3 separate regions of the Mus musculus genome follow, and regions 2 and 3 are each linked to region 1. The links are chromatin loops, found by intact Hi-C in ENCODE. Cell type or tissue: gastrocnemius. All regions are shown on one strand. Region 1 holds the start of Gm40475 (a long non-coding RNA gene). Region 2 has its middle 31 kb from the start of Mideas. Region 3 holds the start of Mideas (mitotic deacetylase associated SANT domain protein).

Region 1 (2,500 bases):
TAGTTTTCTGTTGCTGTGATAAATGCTAAAACCAAAAGCAACCCGTGGCGGAGGGAAGAGTTTATTTTATCCTGTAGTTTACAGTCGGACATGAGGGAAGTCAGCACAGGAACGCAGGCAGGAACCTGGAGGCAGGAGCTGATGCAGAGGTCATGGAGGGATGCTGCTCACTGCCTTGGTCATCATGACTCACTCAGCTGCCTTCCTAGAGAACCCAGGACCACCTGCCCAGGGGCGAGATTGCCCACAGAGGCCTGGGCCTCCTCCATCAATTAGAAGTTGAGGAGATTCTCCCATAGACTTGTCCTCAGGCCTATCTAATGGAGGCAGTTTCTGAACTGAGAGCCCCTCCTCCTTGCTCTGTTTGGTTGATGTCAAACTGACAAACGCAAGCAGCATGGCTCCTCTGCAGTTTCCTCCTGTGTAGCCATTACTGTTCCCCTACCGGCAGAGGGATGAACATTCTCCGTTTGTCCTAATTCGTAGAAGGAGCATGAGAACACACAGAAAGAAAAGGTCATGCCCGGGCCTCAGCAGGAGAGCCCCCCTTGGCTGGAATGAGCTTGAAGGAGCTGGATCCTTGAAGCGGGGAGAGCCTGCAGCACTCGAGCCAACTTGACCGACCTTTGTTTACTATGTGACCAGAGATGCCGTAGTTGCTGCTTCCCCTTGGAGAGTGTTAGCGTGGACTAAGAAAGGCTCTCTCTTGATGGCCCTGCTTTCTGTTCAGTAGACGCTCATAAGGCATACCATATAGAAGGGCAAGCTAGGAAGGCCAGCCTCTGACAACATGGGTGAGCTACCTTCTGATAGTAGCAGATCTTCTGACTGTCACGCCTTAGCTGAGGTTTTGGCACAAAACTCGGGCTTCTCTCCCATACAGACTCTGGACATCAGTAGTGACAGAACTGTTATTGCAACCACACAATATTGATTTCCATATATCCACTCATATCGCTACATAGGAGGCTGGGCCGCCTGTGCTCTGCTGCCCTCTCTAGGCCGAGGATCTGAACGCCAGGGTAGAGGGAGAAGTGCTGTGGGTCGGGGATTTTGCTCAGTAGGGTAGTGTTTGCCCAGCATACGCAAGGCCAAGGATTTGATCTCCACCCACAAAAAACAAATGTGCTTATTCATTTCCACATACTGACTGGTTGGTTTAATCTTCATAGCTCCCAGGTCTGGTAGGCATTTCCTGTTCTAGTCTCACATTAAAGGTGAGGATGGCCGGGCGTGGTGGCACACGCCTTTAATCCCATCACTCGGGAGGCAGAGGCAGGCGGATTTATTTCTGAGTTCGAGGCCAGTCTGGTCTACAAAGTGAGTTCCAGGACAGCCAGGACTACACAGAGAAACCCTGTCTCAGAAAAAAAAAAAAAAAAAAAGTGAGGAGATATCTCCGTGGTTAAGAGCACTGACTGCTGTTCCAGAGGTCCTGAGTTCAAATCCCAGCAGCCACATGGTGGCTCACAAACCATCTGTAATGGGCATCCGATGCCACCTTCTGGTGTGTCTGAAGACAGTGACAGTGTACCACATATGTGAAATGAATAGATAAATCTTTTTAAAAAGAAAAGAGAGAAAAGTAAAAGTAGGACAGACAGCTTCCTCAACCTAAACCCCTCACCGTGGCCTCCTGGGAGGTTTGCTAGCCTGTGACTGTCTGGTGGGGCAATAAGCCGAGCTTCGAAGCTTTCTCCGTCTTCCAAGACGACAGGTTTCTGGGGCCACAAGAGGCCGAGCCTCTTCATTTTGTTTTCTTCTCCAGGCTGAAGACCTGAACGTCAAGTTGGAAGGGGAGCCTTCCATGCGGAAACCAAAGCAGCGGCCGCGGCCGGAGCCCCTCATCATCCCCACCAAGGCGGGCACTTTCATCGCCCCTCCTGTCTACTCCAACATCACCCCTTACCAGAGCCACCTGCGCTCTCCCGTGCGCCTTGCTGACCACCCCTCTGAGCGGAGCTTTGAGCCCCCCCCTTACACACCACCCCCCATTCTCAGCCCCGTCCGGGAAGGCTCTGGCCTCTACTTCAATGCCATCATATCAACCAGCAACATCCCGGCCCCTCCTCCTATCACGCCAAAGAGTGCCCATCGAACCCTGCTCCGCTCTAGTAAGTGACCCTGGTGGCTGTGGTGGCGGGTTATAGGGGACTGGGGGCTGGAGGACGACCTCTGCTATCTCCCCCTGGAGTGGAGTGGAGTGATGCTGGTTGGTCCTCCTGTTTGGATTCTCATCCTCTGTCCACCCTTTACTGTCAGACCTGCAAGTCCAACTGCTCAGACCCCAGTTCGTTCAATATTCAGCAAGGATCAGGATTTGATTAGTCATGCTTGGCTGCTGATACTCAGCTGATCCACAAACAGCAGTTCCTTACGATTCAATCTAATAGCTCCCTCCTCAGGCTGTGGTGGGGATCAGTTACATTAGCATTATTCATAGTAGGTGGCTGACCTGGTCTCCTGGGCTTGTTGATACGTTTTGGTCAAGAACAGGCCC
Region 2 (2,500 bases), 86 kb before region 1:
TGAGAGTGACCTTGAACTCCTGGCCCTTCTGTTTCCTCCTTCCAAGGGCTGGAATCATAGGCATGCGCCACCACACCTGACTTGAGGGGAAGTCTCTTAAAGTATAAAATGTAAAAAGGACAAAATAAATATTATTACTGATTACATAGTAAAAAAAAAAAAATCGATAAGAGCATCAACACCGCATTTTAGAAAAGCCAGAACACAGAAACAGCAAGCAGGCCCATCAGGGAGGAAATGGTGCATATGACCCACTTCTACCATGAACAGACAGTTTTTAAAAGCATAAAGGAATCAGTGGGGTAGCTCAGTGGATTGAAGCACTTGCTTCAAAGCTCAACCACCTAAGTTTTATCCCCAGGACCTACATGGTGGAAGAAGAAAGCTAGGTCCCACAAATTGCTCTCTGCTCTCCATACATGTGCCATGGCACCCCTAAAACACAAAATGAGTAAGAACACAGAATGAAGAAGAAATAGGAGGAGGAAGAGGAGGAGCAGGAAGAAGAAGAGGCAGAAGAGAGAGGGGCAGCAACATGGCTCAGTTCAAGCCTGAGTTCTATCTCCAGAGCTCTCATGAAGGCAGGAGAAAGCCAGTTGTACAAGGTTGCCTATGCCCTCCAGATTTACACACGTGCACACACACACATGCATACATGCACACACATGCACACACACACACACACACAAAAGTACAGGAATTGGTTAATATGAATGACTTGGGTTTTACAGTTTATAAGAATGTGTAAAGGGGCTGGAGAGATGGCTCCGTGGTTAAGAGTGTTTGCTCAGCCAGACAGTGGTGGTCCATGCCGTTAGTCTCAGCACTGGGGAGGCAGCGGCAGGTGAGTTCGAGACTAGCCTGGTCTATAGACTGAGTTCCAGGACAGGCAAGGCTATGCAGTGTGTGTGTGTGTGTGTGTGTGTGTGTGTGTGTGTGTGTGTGTGTGTGTGTGTGTGTGTGTTGAAAATGTAAAGGACATTGAACAGAAAACAATAATAGAAAAACAGGCAAGCATAGACAGACAAAAGCTCCCCAAATATAAGGAAGTAATTTGTGGGGTCTTTCAGGGGCTTTCCAGGGCATCAAAGGATTTTTAAAAAGTCAAAACAAGCCAATGCAATACAATGTAGAGATGTGAGTGGGGAGCTCTAAAAGAATCAACATTTTCTACCATCTCTCGATATATGTAAATACCTACACGAAGTCTGACTAAATTTCTCAAGATATGTATTTTTAAAAATGGGTAGGGATCAAGATTATTTGCTTCGTGGCATGTGCTTCCAGAACAGTTCTAAGCAATGAGGCCTATTTTTCCAAATGGGTTCTCAAATATCTCTCCTGGGTCCCTAGCCTTAAAGAACCATGTGGCCAGAGCCTGCAGTTTCTCCACTTTTCCAGAAGGGGGCAGAGGCACCATGAGTGGTCCACTTGGGCAAAGCGCCCCATGCCCTGAAATTGTAGGGCTGGACTCCACCTGCAGGACCCGTGAAGCTTGCCTGCTTTGCCTCCATTTAGAGACTGCTTATTTTTAAAGTTACTCTGCAAAGCACAGATTCAAGTGTTTGCCTTTGGATGCTTGTTCTAAAAATTCTGAACATACATTTGAATTTAGGATAAGGACTTGTTGCAGTAAAATAATGCTCACTACAATTTTATTAAAGCATATAATAGAACAACATGGTATTATTAAAGCATATAATAGAAAAACACAGTATTATTACCCAAAGAAAAAGCAAATGTGGCCAGCACCCATCATTCCAGCACTCAGGAGCTCAAGAAGCAGGACACCAGTCTGGGCTAGGTAGTTCAACCTTGTCTGCAAAGAAGAAGAAGAAGAGGAGGAAGAGGAGGAAGAGGAGGAGGAGGAGGAAGAGGAAGAGGAAGAGGAAGAAGAAGAAGAGGAAGAGGAAGAGGAAGAGGAAGAGGAAAAGGAAAAGGAAAAGGAAAAAGATGAAAAAGAAAAAGAAAAGGAAAAAGAAAAAGAAAATCAAAAAGGAAAGGAAAAGGAAAAAGAAAAAGAAAAAAATCTGTAAGAGTGAATGAGTCGCCCTTGAGTTGTATGTGTTATGAGAGACTAGATTTGGTATGGCTAGGATTTAGCTCATTTCCCCCCAGGGAGGTAAATTATCTCATTGAGGAAATCTGTAAATTTAGCCCTTGTTAACTACATTCTTTTGTGGTTTGGTTCAAGAAGCATAAATTGTTGGCCCATAATTCCAGCACTTTAAAGAATGAGGCAGGGAGACCATCGTTTTGAGGCTATCCTGGGCTACACATTGAGGACTAGTTTTCAAAAAAGAATGTAAGTTATGACTTTGTATGAAAAGATACATCAGACTTAAATTATCATTCTTTGGGTCCCATTCTTCCAGGGGTGCCTAATCTATATTCCAGAAAACTTAATCATACAAAAAAGCAGGTTTGATTATTGAATTTGCTGACTCTTTTGAGAAAGGGTCAAAGAAACAGAAAGCTGAGGTTTGAAGAGTTGAACCAT
Region 3 (2,500 bases), 56 kb before region 1:
GGTCCCTGTTTTCCAGAGCAAGCTTCTGCCTCACTAAACGTTTCTGTTAGGAAAACCTTGCCCTGCAGTTTTGGCTGTCTCCTCCCCCCCCCCCCCCCCCCCCCACACACACACACAGCAAAGGCTAGCCTAGTCCTCTCTCCAACCTAAGGGAATTAGGAGTCTTTCTTTGGGCACTGCTGTGTAACTGCTTTCTTACTGGTCGCCAGAGGCTCAAAAGGCAGCTCTCTGTTGATGTTAGTTTTAATACGCCGAGAAAATTTATTTTGGGCAGTGATAAACTTCAAAATTACTATTGCCTGAAGCTCCTGCGTCCAGGATCCACCTTGTAAAATCACTTCTGGCTAATGATGACACCCGAACGCACCAGGCTCCAGAGATTCTGAGACTTGAGTGCACAAGGAAGAGGTGGGGATCTGAGAAGAAAGGGAACAGAACGACTATTTCCCAGACCCGACGTGGGTGATGACATAGTTCCTGAAATACAATGCATGGTAACATCGTGTACAAGTGCCACCCGGGGAAAGCCACTGACAACTGTGCAGACCTGTAAGGGACATGAGGACGGGAGATTGGAGTTTGGCCTAGCATTATTCAGGGAAATAGTACACTGCTTTCACACATGTCCTCTCTAGTCCAAATAACAAATGAAATGAAAACCTTTATTATCTCTCCCCTCTCTCCCGACTGTATGTGTGCGCGCGCGTGCGTGGGAGGAGGAATGTAGGTGGGGGACTTTTTCCCCTAGGGTCCCTTGAACTCAGCCCCTAGGCTCCAACGCCACCTTTTAGACTCAAGGGAGAGCAGGAAGTCTCCGATCGCACTTTCCCCAAGAGCAGAGTGAGGGTAGGGACGAAGCTTCCACAGCCGCTGCAGCACCGGGAACCGAGGGTCTGGCTGGGGGCCGCGCGGAGGCGCGCGGAGCCGGGGCGCGGGCGGGGCAGGAGGCTGCAGAGCCCTGCGCGCCGCCGCGCGAGCTGCTGGGTCACAGCCGGGACCGCGCCGCCTGCTCGGCGAGGAAGTGACGACTGCGCCGTCCCGAGAGCAACAAAGTTTGAGTCTGCTGGTCGCGCTCGAATTGCGTCCCGCGCCCCCTCGGAGCTGCCCAGGGATCCAGCGTGCAGGTGAGTCGCGGGAGCCTGGTGGCCTTCCCGCCGTGGGGGGCGCCGACGTGGAGCTCGGGGCGGGAGGGGGGATCCGGAATTCGTTGGGGTTCGGCGGCGCGGGCCGGGTCGTGGGACGCTGGGAGTGGGGGTGCAGGAGAGGGACAGGGTGGCGGAGATCTCGGCCGGTGTTGCGCCCCTGAGGTGGTTGTTTTGACTCGGGACTTAGACCGGCCTGGCTGCAGCCTAGCCCTCTCAGGGAGCCACCCCTGAGCGCAGCGATGCCGGGAAGGGGCCTCCCCGGACCTGCGACCGGAGCCAGCCCTACACCCCGCGCCCCATCTCTTCGGGTTGCGTGCAGCTGCTTTTCCAGCCCTTCCCGGTGTTTCCCCGGGAAACGTTCCCTTCCTCTACGCCGCCCTCCACCAGGTTTCAGGAAGGAAGTTACAGGAACTTTCCCTCTACTTTTGTTTGCTCGGCCTTGCAGTGACGAAGAGCAGAGCAACTCAGAAGTTTGGGTCAACAGCCCTATCCATTTCCAACCAGCAAAACCCGAGTTGTCCCCCAGGCCTCCTTGAAACGAGCCCCTCCCGACTCTACACTTTTCCTCCCTCCCTCCCAAGCCCCGAACCCAACAGTAAGCTCTCTAAGGCCTAACACTTTGCAATTTAGCCATAAAAACTGTCAGCACACCCACGTACATATGTGAGTGTTTTCTATATAAAACCCAGAAAGCCGCTTCCAGTGGACTCCGTGGCATCTTGTTCTTTTCTGTGTTCTAAAACGGCTAGGGCTGCAGGAGTTTGCCTGGGAACTTTGATGATGGTTCCCCGCCGCCCGCCCTCGGTAGCCTCGTGCTTCTGGGTCTTTAAAGAACAGCTGAGAAGTTTATGACATCTTTGCATAGTTGCAGGGGTCTTGGCGTGGCCCAGCAGCTGGCGCCAGGGCTCCTTGGTTTGTGCCTGAAGCTGTAGCAGCGGCGGGGACAGGGCGATGTGTGCAGGAATGTGTGTACAGGCCGTGGACAGTTGGAGATGGGATGTCTAGAGCTTGAATAGTGCAGTCCCTAGCAGCAGCTTTCTGCCGGTCTGTAATTACTGCGTGATTGCACAGTCAGGCTTTGTTGGCGTGGATGTTTATACACACGCTATTGTGCAAGCTCTTGGTGGTGGTGAACAAAACGCAGATTTGCATTGCAAATGCTTAGGACAGATCTGGGCCTGAACTGCTGTTCTCGAATTCTTCTTACCCTTTAACTTTTGCTGGATGGTTGTTTCCTTGCCTCTCCCTTAACCTCCGACAGCTTGCTGATCTCCTGAGAGTCTGGCTACTCAGGAAAGCAGTCTCTCTTTACTATTTACTACAGAATAAATATCTTAGGCAGCCTGAGCATTGTG

Evidence for each region. A loop is a pair of places that touch in the nucleus more often than their neighbours do. Peaks named below come from ENCODE experiments on the same cell type or tissue, not always from the same donor. Only the 100,000 strongest peaks of a DNase experiment are listed, where the experiment ranks them.
Region 2: a loop joins it to region 1, with 8 times the contacts of the local background. A loop is called at or near these places in 31 of 42 quality-filtered maps.
Region 3: it touches region 1 in a loop (2.8-fold over the local background); 16 of 42 quality-filtered maps call a loop at or near these places.

What each region holds. Positions count from the first base shown.
Region 1 is chr12:84,161,870-84,164,369 of GRCm38, reverse strand. It overlaps Mideas (mitotic deacetylase associated SANT domain protein), which reads left to right. Exons shown (of 13, transcript NM_001163501.1): 4 at 1,769-2,114. Gm40475 (a long non-coding RNA gene) reads right to left here and starts at 1,297. Exons shown (of 2, transcript XR_872872.3): 1 at 1-1,297. In gastrocnemius, CTCF peaks have their summits at 990 (motif pointing left) and 2,435; a DNase peak (open chromatin) is centred at 992; H3K27ac peaks cover 560 bases.
Region 2 is chr12:84,248,320-84,250,819 of GRCm38, reverse strand. No RefSeq gene overlaps it. Among named protein-coding and RNA genes, the nearest start is that of Mideas, 31 kb to the right of the region's middle. In gastrocnemius, a CTCF peak has its summit at 1,407 (motif pointing right); a DNase peak (open chromatin) is centred at 1,427.
Region 3 is chr12:84,217,399-84,219,898 of GRCm38, reverse strand. It overlaps Mideas (mitotic deacetylase associated SANT domain protein), which reads left to right and starts at 1,018. Exons shown (of 13, transcript NM_001163501.1): 1 at 1,018-1,124. It overlaps Gm46319, which reads right to left. Exons shown (of 3, transcript XM_030247050.1): 2 at 785-1,749; 3 at 247-416. The coding sequence ends at 335. In gastrocnemius, no CTCF peak of the experiment used is centred here; a DNase peak (open chromatin) is centred at 991; H3K4me3 peaks cover 2,338 bases; H3K27ac peaks cover 2,500 bases.